Linked DNA regions of Mus musculus: region 2 is linked to region 1. A link is a loop called in an ENCODE intact Hi-C map of the cell type or tissue named here. Cell type or tissue: heart. All regions are shown on one strand.

Region 1 (5,000 bases):
CCTAAGTGGTGGCAAGTATGTGCTACTGCTTTGGGGGCCATAGCCCAGGAGTCGCAGGGCAAGGGAGAACTGCATAAACTGTTGTGAGGTTTAGCAGACAAGAGCCGCTGGGGAGGTGAGGCCAGGCCTGGTCGGAACTGGTGAGTCTGACCACCCTCTCCTCCTGCAGGAATCCTCGTGGCCCACTACCTCCAGAGCATCACACCGTGTCTGGCCCTGGGTGGAGAGCTCGTCTACCACCGGCGGCCAGGAGAGGAGGGCACTGTCATGTCTCTAGCTGGGAAATACACACGTGAGCCTGGGGCGCACTTAGGGAGGAGGCTGTGGCCTGTATCTCAGGGTTGAGAGGGAAGAGAGTGGGGTTTCCAGATGCCCACATCCCTTGATACCTAGTCCTCACCCAACTCTGCTCTCCTAGTGAACAACTGGTTGGCTACAGTAACGCTGGGCCAGGCAGGCATGCATGCGACGTATTACCACAAAGCCAGTGACCAGGTGAGCCGGAGGGAGCGCCTAGCTGTGGGTCCCAGGCTGGGTTTGCTGGTGCAGTTGGTATGCCCAGGAGTCCTAATGGGCCACTCACATGTGTGCCGGGCCCTCTCTCCCCCAGCTGCAGGTGGGTGTGGAGTTTGAGGCCAGCACCAGGATGCAGGACACCAGTGCCTCCTTTGGGTATCAGCTGGACCTGCCCAAGGCCAACTTCCTTTTTAAAGGTAAGGAAGGCCTCAGCTTCCCTCCTGGGGAACAGGCCAGATAAGACTCAGCTGTCTGTGGTAGAGTCCATGGGAAATAGGGAGGTTGAACATGTGCTGGTGGAGTGGGCGGGGACTCTGTGCAGCTCCAAATTACTCTGGGTGGCTTGTCAAACAGTGGGGCTCCTACCCTGGCATGTTTAGTACATGTTGGGGGCCTCGCTTTAAGCCCTCTCTTCCCATTCCCATCTAGCAAGCTCTCTGGCCCTCCCCACTCACTCTTACCTTACTTGGAGTTCTTCTATTGTGTGATGAAACACTATGATGGTAAACAGCTTAGGGAGCAAAGAGGTTATGTTGGGTTACAACTCTCAGGTGGCATGCCTACCACTGAGGAGAAGATGGGGCAGGACTCAGCAGAAAGCTGAAGGCAAGCTGATGCAGAAGGCCTTGTGGGAGTGCTGCTTGTTGGCTTGCTCCTTATGGCTTCCTCAGCCTGCTCTTATAGCCTCCGGACCATTAGCCCAGGGTGCCCCACTGAAAATAATCTGGGTACTCCCACATCAATCACTTAGAAAGTGCCCTACAGGCTTGCCTGCTGCCCTAGCTAATGGAGACATATGTATTGAGGTTCCCTCAGCTGGATCTCTTGAGTTCAAGACCAGCCTGGTCTACAGAGCAAGTTCTGGGACAGCCAGGGCTACCCAGAGAAACCCTGTCTCAGAAAAGAAAAAAAAGAAAAAGGTGGGGGTGGGGTGACTAGCTTGTATAAAACTAGCCAGCACAGCAGGGAAGCTGTGTGAATAGTGACAGCCAGGTTCAGAACCTCATTCTGCGCAGTGACATGGGTTTGTCAAGCCTGGGCGGTGTTGAGCCACTTAAAGGGTTGCTGTGATGGTCTGGAGTGGCCTTGGTTGTGACTTAGGACATACGGGTCCGTTGTGGCTACCATAGAGATGGGTGGCCAGGCACATCAAGCCACCCAGTCTCTGCCCCGCTCTCGGCCCACAGGCTCTGTGAACAGTAACTGGATCGTGGGCGCCACGCTGGAGAAGAAGCTTCCGCCCTTGCCCCTGACACTGTCCCTCTGCGCCTTCCTGAACCACCGCAAGAATAAGTTCCTGTGTGGCTTCGGCCTCACCATCGGCTGAGCCCTCCTGTCCTTCCTCTGCAGACCATCGCTGGGCCGGCTGCCCTCCCCTCCTCTCCCTCTCTCTTGGGGTTGGGGCAGTGGGAAGGAGGGGACCTCCCATGCCCAAGGATCCCCAGCGCCAGGGGACAGTGCCCAGGGGGCCTGGGGTCCCGGAGGGAGTCCTGGGATCTGAAGGGCATTCGATTGTGAGCGCCCAGGCAGAGGCGCAGAGGCGGCTGTACACAGGCTCAGAAAGGAAAGACTTGATGTCCTCCTGAGGGCAGCAGAGGAGCGCCGAGCCGCCTGTCACTTCCCCCTCCACCCCTCCATAGAAATCATGTTTATAAGTTATGGAAAACCGGGACATTTTACAGAAAAAAAAAAACTTAAAAAACAAAAAATATACGTGGAAAAAAAAATAGGATCTGGGAGGCCTCGGTTTTCTCCAGTTGTTGACATGGTTGCCAGCAGGCGGCGCCGAGGGTTCAGAAAGCACAGCAGCACCAAGCAGTTTAGAGAAAGCTTGGCCAGGCATGGTCACACCCTCTGCTCTTGGGGACTTACACTGCCGGAACATCAGAGGCCTGGCCTCACCAGGAGGGTGGCTCCAGGTCACTCGCCTCTGTGCAGTCTGGCCCCGAGAGCTGGCAGAGGACTTTGTCTCTGTAAACAGGGTGGGGGCAGGGAGACGGGGCTCAGGAGCCTCCCTGTCCCAAAACGGGCTGAGGTGGTAGCTTGTGCTGACTTTCTCCCAGTGGGAAGGTCAGAGGTCTCAGAAACTTCAGGAAGAAACGGAGTTCCTGGAAGTTCAGCACAATAAGGAAAGTTACTCTGGGAGGAACGGGCCCTAGCACCTTCCCAGGCTGAAACAGGAAATGTCAAGTTGTTTTGTTTTTTAAATTTTGTTGAAGATGTAGCTCTGGGCCTCACGTGTCAGGCAGGTGCTGCTGGGTTCCCTATAGTGCTTTTCCGTGAGGCCTGCTCTGGGGTGTGCGATAAGGGCCTCAGATTGGGCTCTGCATCTCACTGCTGCACCTCATGGCATCCCAAGGGAAGCAAAGACTCACGATGAACTGGTCAGTGTCCTAGACCGCAGCACTAAGACCCTCTCTACTGCCTGGGCTGGAGATGGGAGCTGGCCCTTAGCAACCCATGAAAATCATCTCACCACACCCAGTCCTTGCCAGTGTTTTCTGAAGCCAAAGCTAACAGGCCTGGGCCTGGCCAGGCACCCTGTACGTACCCTTGGAGCCAGGTGTTCCGCCTCTGCCCATCCTGCAGAATCATGTTTTGCCGTGTCTGGTGCCAAACACTGCTATGTGGCTTCTCTCCTGCCATCAACAGCTGGGAACAGGGAACCTTGTGCAGGCAGTGCTTCTAGCAAGCTTGCTGTGGTCTCTGAGCCCCTTGTCCTACCTGACTTCCCAGGTACAATGGCTTTCCCACTTTTTGGGGGTTTTGTTGTTGTTGGGTTTTTTTTTGTTTTTCAAGACAGGGTTTCTCTGTGTAGTCCTGTCGGTCCTGGAACTCACTTTGTAGACCAGGCTGGCCTCCAACTCAGAAATTCACCTGCCTCTGCCTCCAAGTGCTGGGATTATGGGATTAAAGGCATGTGCCACCACGCCCAGCTGGCTTTTCCACTTTTTAGCCAGGACTTCATTCTATTACCTGAGCTCGGGATCTTCCTGCCTCAGCTTTGCATATGGCTAGCACTATAGACCCATGTTCCAGTGAATGACTTATGGCTTGTCTTTTTTTTTTTTTTTTTTTTTTTTTATGTGCATTAGTGTTTTGCCTGCATGTATGCCTTCGTGAGGGTAGCAGATCTTGGTGTTACAGTTGTGAGCTGCTGTGTGGGTGCTGCGATTTTGAACCTAGGTCCTGTGAAATGCAGTCAGTGCTCCTAACCTCTGAGTCATCTCTCCAGCTCCTGCTCTTCTGCTTTTATGAGGAAAAAGAAAAGAGAAGTGGCTTGAGAGTGGAAAATGCACATGCAGGGGTGCACACCTGCAGTCCCAGCATGCTACAGCAGAGGCAGAAGGACCTTTGTGGGTTAGAGGGCAGCCTGAGAATCTTATCTCAAAACAACTTTTTAAAATGTGCTCTGTAGGGGTAGCTCTTCCCTCCCAAGGTGACACATCTGGCAATCGCCAGAAACAGATCAGGAGCATCAACGCTTGGTTTCCCAGGGCTTGGCTTAATGTATGGCTTCAAACCCATCGGGAGCCACCACTGAACAGCTCCTGAAGGAACTGGAGCACGTCCCAGCCTTGGAATGGAAAGAGTTCACCTGTGGTGGAGGAATCAACAACGAGGGATCCCAGAACAACGATCTTCACCCCAGAAGCTGAGCCTCTTAGCCCCCACCCACCCATTTCCATTTAGGCTGCCAGCTCTTTTCTTTACAATGCACCAGACCCCGCGGGGAAAGGGAAGGAGCGGTTCTCAGTGCCCCAGTACCAAGGCCTGGATTATTCAATGAGGTGTCCGCTCCCTTTGTTGGCGGGGGAGGGGAGCGGGGGGTCACAAGGCATCCAAACTCCACCTCTTTCCTCTGCCCTGCTGTGAAGGGGGAGAGAACAACCCGCCTCGTGACAGGGGGCTGGCACAGCCCGCCCTAGCCCTGAGGAGGGGGCGGGACAGGGGGAGTCCTATAATTGGACCGGTCTGGGATCCGATCCCCTGCTCAGACCCTGGAGGCTAAGGACTTGTTTCGGAAGGAGCTGGTAAGACAAGCTGGGCTGGGGATTCACCCAGGGACCTTGGTAGGATGTGGGCTGGGAACCTTGAGATCCCCCGGAGTCCAGGAAACAGGCACAAGAATTGGAAAAGCAGGCAGCACGATAGAAGTCTTGGGGGACAAACTAAGGACTCGAGGTAACTAGCCTTTGCCAGAGTCAGAGCAGGTGGAGGGGTTACCTCCAGGAAGGAGTACGGGACTGTCGGTGCACGGCGTACCGGCTCAACTAGGAACCATCCTATGGCGAAAAAACTCGGGATGAGCCTTAGGCTGCTTTTATATAAATACCTACTGATTTCCATCACAGTCCCCAAGTAACCCGGACTGGTTTCAAACTGTGGCTCCTCATGGCTGAGCTCCCTAAGTTCTGTAGTTGTGGGAGGGTACCACTTCGCAGGGATGGAGGACGATTAAAAATCGTGTTAAATTAACACAA
Region 2 (5,000 bases), 110 kb after region 1:
ACAGAAAAGCTGAAGCATTCAAGCTGCTACAGAGGCCCAGCTCTAACCAGAGCTGCTCCAGAGGCTGAGGCAGGGAGAGAGATCTCAAGTCCAGGGCTTCCCTGGGACAGCCCAAACAACTTTACGAAACCCTGTCTCAAAAAGAGGGCTGGGGATATAGTTCCATGGTAGAGGACTTGTTTGGCTTAGGTTTAATCTTCTGCTCCTTACCTGTTCCCCTTACAAAGAAAGGGGAGCTTAGCTGAAGCCTGCAGAGGGAAGGAGAGGACTCACATGAGCCTGGCAGCAGGGCTGAGGGGAGACTATGGCTGCCTTAGTACCCTGGGGAGTTCCTGAAGTGGGTGCTTGGGGTGTAGGGATACAGGGTAATCAGACACTCCGGTAATAGAAGGTAACCCACAGGACCACTGGACGCTAGATGATAGTCAACACTTAGAGGCATACTTATGGTTCTGGAGGCCAGGGAGACTCTGTGACAGTGGTAGGGGCCCCTAGGTCCAAAGTACTCACTCTGTTAGGGATCCCATTTTACAGAAGAGGGAACTGAGACACAGGGGTCAAAAGTTACTTGAGCCAGGTTACAGTTGAGTGGATCACCTGGCTGGTGTTATATACTGTGGTCACTTGGGTCCTAGACAGAAGAATAATTTGAAATAGGTGACTCTACCTTGGCTGTCCATCCCCCCCCCCCTCCCCCCCCGCCATGTCTTCGTGTCCCACTCCATCTACATGTGCCTGGCTGGGCTGACCTGTGCCTCTCCTTGCCAGTCTCTGAGGAACAGTGCTTGTATCAGATCTACATTGATGAGCTGTACGGAGGCCTGCAGAGACCCAGCGAGGATGAGAAGAAGAAGTGAGTCAAGGGTCTGGTCTGATGGGGTGGGGACTAGCCTTTCCATCCCATCAGGTCAGTAAGCACTCAATGGGTGCGGCCTCTGTATATGTGGAGAGGAAGCGGCAGCCACAGTTCTGCCCAAGCTTGTTGCTTCTAACTTGCAGAAGGGGGTGGGGGGGTGAGTCCTGTGGGGAAGGCTGAGGAAAGGCAGCCCCTTGGATTCAGCCTTAAGTCAGGAGCTTCGAGGACCATGAGTGATAGGGAGTCATGCACTTCTGGTGCCAGCACGCAGTGAGCTTGCAGCCCACAGCACTGCAGGCCTGGAGGCATCAGTGTTAAAGCTAGCCTGGCTGGGTGTTGTTGTCAGATCCCTGCTCACATCTGGGAGCAACCACTTACAGGATCTGCTTGTTGATACTCAGCCTTGGCTCCAGGATAAGGGTGCTGGGATGAGGCAAGATATATTGACAGTTGAAGTCCGCAGTGGCCTCTCAATGTGGCCCCTGAAAGCAGAGCTGAGGTACACTTTGTTCAAGATGACTCTGGGATCTGCACTCATGGGACTTAAGGCAGGCAGGCTTGTATCCTGACAGGTGAACAAGGAGGACTTCTTGGAAGAGGAGGCCCTGTACCAGGACAGGAATGGGAAGGACCAGGCCATAGTGGGGTGGGCTAGAGTGGACCAGCTTAGGTGGATATGTGTAACCACTGTGGGGCTCACCTGTGGCCCTGCTCCTGCCGGGTACCCCCTGGCTCATGGCTCTCTTCCCAGGCTGGCAGAGAAGAAGGCTTCCATCGGCTACACCTATGAAGATAGTACTGTGGCCGAGGTAGAGAAGGTGGCTGAGAAGCCAGAGGAGGAAGAGTCACCAGCAGAGGAGGAGAGCAACTCGGATGAAGATGAGGTCATCCCCGACATCGGTGGGGTTCCCTCTCTGCCCTCCCCACCTGCAGTCCCCGGGCATCGGTTCTGTGTCTCGTCCCTCACCCTGTGGGGTACCCGTGCTTACAAGGCCTCCCCCACCCTACCCCAGCTCCAGGGCCTCAGTCTCCTGTTACTTCCAGCCTTCCCTGTCCCTTGTCTTGCCTGTCCCCTATCCCATGTGCTCTCCCTCCCCATTTCTGGGCACTGTTCTAGAAGATTCTTCCACCTAGGAGCTAGCCCTTCCTCTTCTACGTAGGCTGGCCTTGCTTTGCTCTGGGAAAGCAACTTTCCCCATTCCTAGAGCTGCCCCCCATCCTTCAGCTTCTATCGCTCATACCCCATGGTTACCTCCTTCTCCTGTGGATGTGCCTGGCCAGAAGACTGTCACTGCCCCGTCTCTATCCTACTCTTCCTGGTGCACATGCAGACTTAGCCCCAGCCAGAGCCAAAGTTCATGTGTGTCCTTCCTGCCCTTCCTCTGTGTGCCGCTCTCTGCCCACCCCACCTCCATCTATTTCCACCTCCCATCTTGTCTTTCGTGCACTCCATCCACAGACTCGTCCACCCACCCTACTGGTCCCCTGCTGTGCTGTGTGCTGTGCTGGCCAAGCCTCAGCTTGGTCCTCAGAGCTGTGCTAGCACAGCAACATTCTCCCTGAAGGTGCTCTATCTGGCAGACTTGCCCCGACTTGGGGTGCTCCTCCCCCCTCTCCTGGGGCTTGGGTCCCTGACAGCCTTTTTCTTGTGCAGACGTGGAGGTGGATGTGGATGAGCTGAACCAGGAGCAGGTGGCTGATCTCAATAAGCAGGCCACAACCTACGGCATGGCTGATGGAGACTTTGTCAGGTGAGAGTGCTGGCTGGCATGCCAGATTTTGGCTATGCCCTGGCTTCTGTATCACATGCCTGCTACCAGCATCTGTTCTCAGCCTGTGAGCTATGAATTTGTAGCCCCACTTTCTGCAGAAACAGATCTTGTCCTACAGCGTGACCTGGAAGCTACTAGTTCTTTGGGGACAGCACCCTCTAGTGGTCATCCCTATGCATGTTCATATGACAGTGAGCAAGCCTCTGCCACTGCCTGTACTTGGTCATGCCACACCAAGCACTCTCTTTACATCAGTGGCACCGACAGACCAGAAACCATTTTTGTGTGGCACTGGGGATGAATCCCCAGGTCCCTGCCCTGGCCTATTAGAACCCTCTAGCTCAGAGGTTCTTCCTGACCCCGTGACCCTTTAATACAGTTCATCATGTTGTAGTGACCCCAAGCATAACAGTATTTTCACTGCTGCTTCCTAACTAATCTTTGTGGTGCTCTGATGTAATGTAAATGTTTTGGAGATAGAGATTTGCCAAAGGTGACAGGACCACAGGCTGAGGGCCGCTGCTCCAGTGCTTTTGCCCTTAAAGGATTAAAGGTGCTTGTTGCTGCCCCCACTACTCAGCCCAAAGCAGAGAGCCTGGAGCTGTGCTGATGGCTGGCCAGCCCCAGCCATCCTCCTGCCTCTGCCTTTCACAGTTACAGGCATGGAGTAGCCACACACAGTTTTTAAAGTGTTCTTGTGGGGTTCTCCTTTCTGTTTTGTTCTGAGTTTTATGTGTATGGGTGTTGTGCCTATATATAGTTTTGTGCATCATGTGCAGGCCAGCAGAGGGCGCTGGATCCCCTAGAGCTGAAGTTAAAGGCAGTTGTGAGCTATCAGATGTGGGCGATTAGAAATGAACTCAAGTTCTCTGGAAGAACAGTAGGTGTTCTTGACCTCTGAGCCATCTCTCCAGCCCCGAGTGCCAACTGTGAGGGTGCCTCACAACCAGTTCCAGGGCATTCACCAGGCACACATGTGACAGACACATGCACAGGCAGAGCACACAGAAATCAGGTCTAAAACCAGCTCTTTTAGGTGCTCAATAAAATCTATTAAACACAGAAGGGAAATTAAGTGTAATAGCGCATACCTATGATTCTGCAGTCTTGAGGCTGAGGCAAGGTTATGAGTTCAAAGCTAGGCCCAACAGAACAAGACCCCATCAAAGGGAAGAACAGAAAAGGAAAGGGTAGGGTAATGCCTGCCTGCACATCCCGTGGCTACAAGGATTTCACCGTGAGTTAAAGACCAGCTAGCCTACAGCAGAGCCCTGGTTCAGGGAGAAAGGAATCATGGAGTAACATCAGGTCCCTGCTGTCTTTGCTGCCTTTACCAGGGCTCTGCCCACTCTGTGACCTATGCCCTTCATGCCCATCCTAACTTCCTCTGCAGGATGCTACGGAAAGATAAGGAGGAGGCAGAGGCCATCAAACATGCCAAAGCCCTGGAGGAGGAGAAAGCCATGTACTCGGTGAGGTCTGGTAGGGCTCGGGGGTAAAAGTGGATCCAGTGAGGGCACACCTCACCGTCCTGGTGCTTCCTCCCCATCCAGGGCCGTCGTTCCCGGCGACAGCGAAGAGAGTTCCGGGAGAAGCGGCTGAGAGGCCGCAAGATCAGCCCTCCCAGGTAGGATATCTCCTCTGCACAGCCAGGGGCTGGAGAGTGGAGCCCAGCCTTGGCAGTGGGGCGACAGTTACAGAGCTAGGAGTAGCTGGAGGCATGGGAATGCTTCCCGGGCCACCTGCCCCCCACCTCTCAGTCAACCTGCTGGGCCCAACACAGCCCACCTGCACTGGTCAGTGTCATCTCTACAGGGTCTAGATAAGAGGCTCCTTTCTTCTGGCTAGTTTCCTCCATTGTAAAGTGGAGAGAGGCTACTTCCCACAATGAAGTCTTGAGAGGATTGGGAGAGCAGTTGCATATGAGTAGAGAAGAATCTGGGCCTGGGAGCCCTGGGCAAATGTCTGAGGAAGGTTTGGGTGTGACAGTGTAAGGTTAGCAGCAGGCCACAGGCCCCTCCACACAGGGCACTGCCACCAGAGGACGTTACTTACCCTCACAGGGACCGCTCCTCCCCTATGAAGAGTGTGAATCCTCAGACTCAGATACTGCACTGAGTTAGTTGGACATACTGTTGTTTTCTCGCCAGCACTGATGTCACCATGCTGGGTACTGGTCACCATGGCTTCCAGTGTAGCACTGGCAGCACCAGGGCTGTAATAAGGAGACCAATGTGGGATCCCCACAATGACATGGGGTGTACAATCTGCAGCACTGGGGCTCAGAGTGGAATAGTTGACACTAGCCAGCCTGGTCTCAGCTCTCCTGCCCTTCCCTGTTCTCTCCATAGTTATGCCCGCCGAGACAGCCC

The links. Peaks named below come from ENCODE experiments on the same cell type or tissue, not always from the same donor. Only the 100,000 strongest peaks of a DNase experiment are listed, where the experiment ranks them.
Region 2: a loop joins it to region 1, with 2.4 times the contacts of the local background. A loop is called at or near these places in 4 of 42 quality-filtered maps.

What each region holds. Positions count from the first base shown.
Region 1 is chr7:19,698,561-19,703,560 of GRCm38, reverse strand. It overlaps Apoe (apolipoprotein E), which reads left to right and starts at 4,373. Exons shown (of 4, transcript NM_009696.4): 1 at 4,373-4,550. Tomm40 (translocase of outer mitochondrial membrane 40) reads left to right here. Exons shown (of 10, transcript NM_016871.2): 7 at 170-292; 8 at 419-495; 9 at 611-713; 10 at 1,704-2,248. The coding sequence ends at 1,843. In heart, a CTCF peak has its summit at 2,288 (motif pointing right); DNase peaks (open chromatin) are centred at 1,980, 2,410, 2,950, 4,420 and 1 weaker place; H3K4me3 peaks cover 1,998 bases; H3K27ac peaks cover 2,970 bases.
Region 2 is chr7:19,587,846-19,592,845 of GRCm38, reverse strand. It overlaps Clasrp (CLK4-associating serine/arginine rich protein), which reads left to right. Exons shown (of 21, transcript NM_016680.5): 6 at 769-853; 7 at 1,608-1,756; 8 at 2,511-2,607; 9 at 4,022-4,100; 10 at 4,182-4,255; 11 at 4,980-5,000. Among named protein-coding and RNA genes, the nearest start is that of Zfp296, 13 kb to the right of the region's middle. In heart, CTCF peaks have their summits at 2,790 (motif pointing left) and 3,425 (motif pointing right); a DNase peak (open chromatin) is centred at 2,684.